Linked DNA regions of Homo sapiens: region 1 is linked to region 2. Evidence: read pairs that join two places in POLR2A ChIA-PET (ENCODE). Cell type or tissue: GM12878. All regions are shown on one strand. Each heading gives the region's core, and the rest is flanking DNA. Links, peaks and the distances in the headings are about the cores only. Region 1 has its middle 25 kb from the start of LINC03140. Region 2 overlaps LINC02615 (long intergenic non-protein coding RNA 2615).

Region 1 (4,393 bases), core at 136-4,135, 130 kb after region 2:
AAGTTCAAAAACTACTTTGGTCCTGGCATTGGTAGAAATGTTTTCTTGGCAACCCTGGGGCTGGTTAAATCTAACAAGCATTGTATCTATTTTCCCTTTTTTTTTTTTTTTTTTGGTCATTGTCCAAAGTGCGAGTCTCTCCTTATTCCCCACTCCACCTATACTCTATATAATTTCATCATAACAGTACAGTGTCATGATTCACATACACCTTTTCTCAGAATACCTCCCAATTATCTTCCTCTTCCTAAGCTTTTACTGCCTTTGAAAAGGCCTGTTGCATAATTAACAAATGCCCCTATCCCTACAATCTTTTCCCTAACCATTTTCTTAATCTTCTGACTCTCTCCAAGTTACCTGTTCTGCTCCTCTCTCAAGTGGGAGCTGCTCATTTTTCATTTTATGCACTCTTGTCAGAGTTGGCAAGTGGGTCAGATTTCTTCCTTAGTACCCACTGCTGCTTCCCAGCCAGGACTCTCCTACCCTTTTGGATAGGGCTGTATCAATTAGAATGCTTGTGGCTGCAGGTAACAGAATATCCAACCAGAAGAGCCATAAACAATAAAGACATTTATTATCTTACATGATAAGAAGTCAAAAGGTTGAGTGATATGTGGCTAATTCAACAGGTCTTTCCATTTTTCCACTCTGTCTTCTCCAGGATATTGTATTTAATTTTATCCTCAGGTTTGTGTCCTCATGGTTTCAAGATAGCTGCTGCCACTCCAGTCATCAAATCCCTCACTGCTACATCTGAATTAGTTTCCTATGGCTTCCGTAACAAATATCACAAACTTGGTTCTTAAAACAACAAAAATTTATTCTCTCACTGGTCTAGAAGCCAGAGGTTTGATGTGTCACTGGGCTGACATCAAAGTGTTAGCAGGGCTCTTCTCCCTCTGAAGGCTCTAGTGGAGAATCTGTTTCTTGCCTCTTCCAGATTCTGATAGCTGCCAGCATTCTTTGGCTTGTGGCCACATCACTCCAATCTCTGACTCCACCTTCACATTACCTTTGTGTGTGTGTGTGTGTGTGTGTGTGTGTGTGTGTGTGTGTGTGTGTCTTCTCTCTGTCTATATCAAATCTCCCTCTACCCCTTTCTTAAAAGGTCACTTTGTGACTGCATTTAGGGCCCACCTGGACAATTCAGGATATTCTCCCTATCTCAGGATCCTAAACTTAATCATATCTGCAAAGACCCTTTTCCCATACAAGGTAACATTTACAGGTTCCAGGGATTAGCACCTGATATCTCTCAGGGGAATTATTCAACCTGCTATAATGTCAAAACTGGAAAGTGCAATTTCTCCTCACCTACAATTTCCTAACAAGGAGGAAAATCTTTCCCCGAAGCCCCCATCTTATTGCCCCCTAGTCCTGTTGGCTAGGGTTGGGTCATGAGCTCATACATGTGATCTCCATGGGGAAGGAAGGCTCTATCAGCAAGAAAAATGATGAAAGGATGAGGTTAAAAATCACCAACATCTGCCTCAGGATTCCTGCTCCTTGAAGGCCCAGGTCATCAGGCCAAGCCCCCACTGCCCTTCCATGATGTTCTTCTCTTTTGGTTTTCTGTTCACTCCTCCTCAGTCGTTGAAGCCTGGCATTTGTTTCATATTCTTTCTATCTGACCCATCTAACCACTGAGCACTCAGTTCTCTGACCTCCTCATCTTCCAGTGATCTTCCATACCCCATCTCCGCCTTCCATTCTCACAGCTTCACCCTAGACCTGGACATCCCCCCTGAGATAACAAGTACAGATGACTGCCCTCCGGCTACATCCCCCTCCCTCCAGCTTACTCTGTTGCTCCCATCACTCCTCCTCTTTCCTTTCTGCCCATCCACCAACCACTTTTGTCTTCAGTTTCCTCCTATCCAGAACATATTACTTATATTCTAAATTCCCTTGACCCTTGATCCTTCCACTGAAGTTATCTAGCAAAACCCCAATTCTGGACGAACCCCACTATTTGCTCAAACTTTTTCATTGTCTGAATTCCCACCTCTCCCCTCAGGGCAGATAACTTTACTTCATATTTCACAATTAAAGCAGAAGACATCTGATAGAAACTCCTCAACTTTCCACCACTAAATATATTTGCCTATGTACTGGGACTTTTAACCTTTCATCCTTGTTACAATGAAGTGGAACTCTGTGTACTTCTGCCTTTAATGGACGTCTGCTTCTACTGACGACTCCAGAAGATTCCATGTTCCACTTTCCTTTCCCAATTCCTGGCTTTTCTCTCCCAGGCAGAGGTGTCAGGAGTTTGGGGGCAGGTTGGTATGAAAAGGAGAAAAGGTACTCCCATTACCCAGACCTAATTCTACTTCATTTTTGGTACCTTTTTTTTTTTTTTTTTTGAGACGTTGTCTCGCTCTGTCGCCCAGGCTGGGGTGCAGTGGCGCGATCTTGGCTCACTGCAAGCTCCGCCTCCCGGTTCACGCCATTCTCCTGCCTCAGCCTCCCAAGTAGCTGGGACTACAGGCGACCACCACCACACCCGGCTAATTTTTTGTATTTTTTTAGTAGAGACGGTGTTTCACCATGTTAGCCAGGATGGTCTCGATCTCCTGACCTCGTGATTCACCTGCCTCGGCCTTCCAAAGTGCTGGGATTACAGGCGTGAGCCACCACGCCCAGCCGGTACTTTTTTTTTTTTTTTGAGACGGAGTTTCGCTCTTGTCACCCAGGCTGTAAGTGCAATGGCATGATCTCTGCTCACTGCAACCTCCGCCTCCCAGGTTCAAGCAATTCTCCTGCCTCAGCCTCCCAAGTAGCTGAGATTACATGTGTGCACCACCACGCCCAGCTAATTTAATTTTTGTATTTTTGATAGAGATGGGGTTTCACCATGTTGGGCGGGCTGGTCTCAAACTCCTGACCTCAGGCGATCCCACCCGCCTCAGCCTCCCAAAGTGCTGGGATTACAGGCATGAGCCCCTGTGCCCAGCCTGGTACTATTCTTGTCATCCTCTCTCCCCTTATTTTTCTTGCCTTTTCTTCTCTTGTGCTTTTGTTTCTATGCTTCTTTCATCTTGGTTCGAAGTTGATCCAGATTAGAAAAGACACTCAAACTGTATATCAACGTCATCAAGCGTTTTTTCCCTGTCTCTCATGTTTTCTTTCTGGAAGGAAAATGTTAAAAATAAAGAGTACTTTGTTGTTTCATAGCCTTCCATAGGGGCACGGGAAACATCTTGAGGGGAAATATAATCTGATCATTTGTCTCAGGGTCTGAGTTGAACACAGAAGTGGTTCCTATGGGTGGGTGATTTACTTGCCCCCACCCACTCACCTTTCGCCCTTGTTCCACTTTGCTGCCCAAGAGGCACGTCTGATTGTTTATTCTCCTGCTGAAAACTTCTCAGTGGCTCCTTTCCAACTTTACCTTTCACCTCGGCTCTGCTGCACACCCTGTGCTTCCAGGGACCTTGGATCGCTTACAGTCACCTGGGCTGTTGCATACTTCTGTGGTTTCTTCAGGTTGTTCTTTTCTGGACTGACCTCCCACCCTGTTCTAGCTAATACTTATCCACCTTCAAGGTTCAGCTCAAGAATCTCCTTATCTTTTAAGAAGTTTTTCTCCCCATCACCTTCCTTCTCCAAACTGACCTTTGCCTTCATTTTGTCCTCCTCTAAAAATACCTCATGTGTCACATTTTGTTTTACATGCTTGTATCCTTTTAAAATTGTTTTACATATTTGTATCCTTTTACTTGACCATAAGCTCACTGAAGGCAGGCATTGTGCTTATTCATTCTTTCACTGCCCAAGTAATTCACAGACACTTTCTTTTTGTAAAAGAATCAATTAGTATAGAAATAAAATATGAAAGTCTGTCTCTCCTCCCCTATATTATTCATATTTGAACCTTCAGTGTCTAATTTAGTGTCTGGAACACAGAAGTCCCCACAACTGTTTCTTGAATGAGTGAATGAATGAATGAATATCCCTCTAAGGTGGTTGTCTTCCACCAGTGACACAGCTGATCATAAATCTGAGTTTAAACACCCATTCACCGCTTGTGTTTCCTCAGTGCAAGGTTATACCACATATGCGCTCTCTTGTGATTTATTTTTGCTAACTCACTGTCTGGGTCTTCAGTCTCCTCTAGGTCCTGTTTACTTTGAGTACTCAAAGCTCTGCTCCTCTGTTGGAGCAGTTTACATTTGGAGGAAGTTTTCCCACTGCCTGTGCAGTGTAAATTGGTTTCTAAACAATCTTGCCCACAGTCTCCATTAATATTGTACTGGAGAGCAAGGCAGGATACAATATTCAAAGTAGCAGGAGTTACTTTTTAGGATGATTGAATATGATGAAGGAGCCAAGGACAAAGGGTAATTTATTCTAAAGAAAGTCAACACCTTTGCTTTGCACTAGCTCTTGC
Region 2 (4,393 bases), core at 200-4,199:
AGTTTCTCCCAGAGGGCTGGTTGCTAAACATTTACCAGCTCACCAATCTTTGAGCACCTGGGTAAAACACAGATGTGACTGAGAATGGGAGAAGGGGCATCCCAAATCGGAAGTATAAATAAAACCATGATGCAGGACTCACTTCTCTCGAGTCCCTGCTGTGTGCTAAGTTCTATGCTAGCCTAGATTGAGACTGACATATATCAGGAGGTACCTAGCAAATTAGCGATGTGGGGCCTACCAAAAATGTATTCATATGAAGGACAGAGAGCCTGCTAGGAGCTTGACTGCAAGCTGGTCATGGGAGAGAGGGAATAATGCTAGATGTAACATGGTACTTGTCACTCAGGTTTCAAGCCAGGCCCTAGCTGAGATTTGTAGAGGGTGGGTTGGGGAAAGCTTTAAGTAAAAACAGAAAAGGCTGCTTTGGGAACACTCTGTAGGACAAGATGGCATTGTTTGGATTTGACATCTTGTTTGTTCCAGGACCTCAGCTGCAGTAGTTTTGGGACAGCAGAGGCTTGGCTGACCCACACAGTGCAGTGGGGTGGGCTCCCTTGCAAGCTCTTTTGCAAGAGCACTTTGTGGAGGACCACAGTGTGAACAAAGAGGGGGAAAGGGACAGTAGAATTTATTTTGATGACCCCATATGTACTGGTAAGGCAAAGGGGAAGCTGGTTGCATATACATTTTCTCAACTTATCCTCACAACACCCTTATGAAAAAGGCATTATCATATCCTCTTTGTAGGTGAAGAAACTGAGGCTTGGAGGGTCCGAATAACTTGCCCAATATCACAGAAAGTAAGTAGCAGAGCTGGGATTCACACATGAGGCTGACTGCAAACCCTTCTTGGGGCCTCTGTGACCACCCTGAATTCATGTCTGCATATTCATTTATTTTCTTCTAATTTGGGGGGAAGAAGTCTCTCTCTTCTTTCCAAGGTCAACCTTTCCACTCCTGCCCATAAATCCTGTACCTTCCTAATTCCTGCTCCAGAGTCTTTGTAAAGCACCGCATTGCTCTGTTGTGCATCTTTAGCCTTTCTTCTGTCAGTTTATTCATTAATCTTTGCCATCTTTTAACAGAAATGAGTGACTGTGTGGGGACTTTCTTAGCCTTCTCTCTTAGCCTCTGTGTTGTACTGAACACAGAACACATTCTCCTTTATTCTTGAAACTCTCTACTTCCCATCTTCTGTGATTGGTTTTTCTCTTCCCTCTCAGGTTTTTCTTCTGATCACTTCTGGCTCTTCTCCCTTTCCCAACCCATGAAATAGAAGCATTACTCCAAGAGTCTAGTGTTGGCTCTCTTCTTCTTGTGGTCCCCATGACCTCAGCACTCTATGCAGACAAATATATGAATATATCTACAGCTCTAGTTAGGAAATGGGCAGAAGTAACTCAACCATGTCCCCAGGACCAAGAGCAGTCTCTGGCATGTAGTGGGTACTCAGTAAATAGTAGGGATTTCAGATGAAGAGAACATTGTGAACAGAGGCTGTGCATGTATGTATTGATTTATTTGGAGGATACCCCTTTCAGGCTGCTGAACTCCTCAAACTCAGGAACTGTGCTTTTTCCTCATTTTTAATTTCCTGATCCAGCATAATACATAGTAGCTGTTCAATACATGTTTGCTGAATGAATGAGTGAGTCCAAGGTCGATGATAAATTGATGCAAAACTGTGGCAGTCCTTATATAGGAATTTAGGCTTTACTGTATGTGCAGTAGGCTTGCAGCCATGCAAGGCTTTTTCTCATTTGAGTAACTCAATTGAAGCTGAGCTCCAGGATGACTCATGTGGCTGCCGTCAGCATTGAAACCTTGTGCCGTCTTCCTCCCTTGCCCTTGCTGTTCCATCTCTAATCAGTAGCCCAATCTTGTTGATTTTACTTCCACGTGTGGCTTTATGGCTTGTATTTGTGTTTTTGTTTCTATTCTCATGGCCACCTCCCAAGGTCAGCTCTAATTACCTCTTGTCTGGATGTCAGCATAGGTCACTCCCCACTCTGGTTGCTGTTGATCCCTTTTCTGTAAGCCACGGCCTTGGCTATGCTACTGATGACTGGCTCTGTTTGAAAAAAAGAAAACAGAACAAAGCAGAATTGGTTCTGGGAAAGCAAGGATAAAGAGGGCTAAAGTAACACTCCATTATCTGCCTTTAATCCCACAGGCCCTTAAAGCTGTTGCCTGCTTTGGGTTTTACCCTTGAGTTGCTTGAGTGGGCTTATCCCCTCATTGCTCCTTATAACAAAGAGTAGGATCCATTCTCACAATAAAGTTAAATTGTAGGGAAAGAAAGCGGACCAATGGGAAGCTTGTGCTTGACTATGTTGTTGAAAAGAGGCAAAGGAAATGGAAGAACAATCCTTTAGAGAAGGGAGAACAAGAGAAGGGAAAATGTAAAAGAGGAGATAGGAGAAGGCCATTAAGATAATAATTCTAGAGGGAAGGAAGAAAAAAAGGAGAGAAGACCAGAGCTGAGCTCCTGCCATTTTTCATAGCTAATTATGATTAAATGGGCCGTTTCTGAAAATGCTCAATAAATGTGCACTATTACCTTAAGGTTTTGCTCTATTGCTATGCAATGCATGGGCATTGCATGAACTTTATCAGTCCAGAATTTTACCTAATAAAACAGTGAGCTAATGGACTTTAGGGGGCCTCTCTGGGGACTCTTGAGCTTAAGCGATTTAGGTCAGTGTTATGCAAAGTGTGATTTGCCTCCTGCAAGGAGGTAAGTACAGAAATCCACAGTCTGTATTTAGAAACTTTATAGCATTGCACATTGCTACAATGATGTGCAGGAGGTGGGTGGTACCAGTCAAGAGAGCCAGAGCCAGAGAGATCGTGGGCATTTCTTCCCATTTTTGCAGCTCAGTAACTTCACTGTGGTAGCTTGAAATCAGCCATAATGGGAGGTATTTTTATCATGCAAATTGACAAATGCTACAAATCAGGACTCCTCCCACCCTTAAGAACCGGGTACTAAACATTTGCGGCACGCCACTGCTTGGCTGAGAAGTCCAAGCATCTGATGAGGAAATACTATGGAACGGCATGTTGTTCCACTTTCTTGGTGAGTTACTTGTGACTGGAGCTGCCTACCCAGACGTGCATGGTAGGATCACCTATCTGTCACTAAAGGAATAGAGGAAATTGGTCCTTCACCATAGGGAGTTTGAAATGCACTGCCCTAGATCACCTTCAGCTTGTTCTGAGATCCAACAGAGTATTTCAACAGAGGTCTTCATGATAACCAAATGTAATAGCCCACTGGTTTAGAAACCTCCTACTCCAGATTTTGAGTCCTATAAGACAGTTAGGATCAAGGGTAGCTGTGGCAGACCCAGCTGGGGCAGAGAAGCCAAATGTGAAATAGCAGAAGGTATGTGTATTAGTCTGTTAGGACTGCCATGAAAAATACCAAAGAATTGGTGGCATAAACAACAGAAATTTTTTTTTTTTCACAGCTCTGGAGGCTGTAAGTCCAAGATCAAGGTGTTGGCAGACTTAGTTTCTCTTGAGGCCACTCTTCTTGCCCTGCAGATGGCCGCCTTCTTGCTGTGTCCTCACATGGTCTTTTCTCTATTTGCATGCAAATAGAGAAACCCTGGTGTCTCTTCCTCTTCTTACAAGGACACCAATCCTATAGGATTAGGGCCCCACCTTTATTACCTCATTTAACTACAATGATCCCTTAAAGGCTCTATCTTGAAATACAGTCACCTTGGGGGTTGGGACTTTATACAAAATTTGGGAGGACACAACCCAGTCTGTGTCAGTGTGTCACTGTGCTTTACCTGTCGGGGCTCACTCTGCATTCCAATCAAGCATGGTATAGTGGGTCACAAGACTGGAGCCAAGGAGGCTTGACCTGACTCCCAGGTCTACCTTCCCATTGGCTGTGTGGCTTTGGGCACCCTAATCTTTCTTATCCTGCATTATTCATCTGTAAGATGAATATAATACAAGAGCTTCCCTCACAGTGTAGTTATGAAGATCAAGTGAAGTCATGGAGGTAAGCTTTTAGCACAGTGTCTGGCCCATGATAGGTGCTTAATAAATGTATACTTTTAATTTATGGTTTTGCTCTATTGCTGTGCATTTCATATACAGTATATTTTTAGGTCTCAGAGGAGGCCTAGGTGTGGAGAGCTGATGCAAAGAGTCTTGTATCTCATTTTTAGATCCCCAGTCTATCGTCCTCATCTCCAATATCATGGGTAAGAAAAGGCCAAGGTTTTTCTGACACCCCCTGTTTTACACATTCACTCTGAACTTGCTAAGGCCGACTTTGAGTGGAGAGCCATGATTTCCTGAAGATCAATAATGCCAAAGAATCCAAAGGCATCACTTGTTAACCAATTTCCCAGTGGCCTGGCCTGCA

The links. ChIA-PET counts read pairs that join two places held together with the same protein. Peaks named below come from ENCODE experiments on the same cell type or tissue, not always from the same donor. Only the 100,000 strongest peaks of a DNase experiment are listed, where the experiment ranks them.
Region 1: POLR2A ChIA-PET joins it to region 2 with 9 read pairs; 2 of 35 experiments call an interaction of 5 or more read pairs at or near these places.

Annotation. Positions count from the first base shown.
Region 1 is chr4:128,592,938-128,597,330 of GRCh38, forward strand. No RefSeq gene overlaps it. Among named protein-coding and RNA genes, the nearest start is that of LINC03140, 25 kb to the left of the region's middle. In GM12878, for the core only: no CTCF peak of the experiment used is centred there; no DNase peak of the experiment used is centred there.
Region 2 is chr4:128,459,577-128,463,969 of GRCh38, forward strand. The region is part of intron 1 of LINC02615 (long intergenic non-protein coding RNA 2615); the gene reads left to right. Among named protein-coding and RNA genes, the nearest start is that of LINC02615, 34 kb to the left of the region's middle. In GM12878, for the core only: no CTCF peak of the experiment used is centred there; a DNase peak (open chromatin) is centred at 1,800.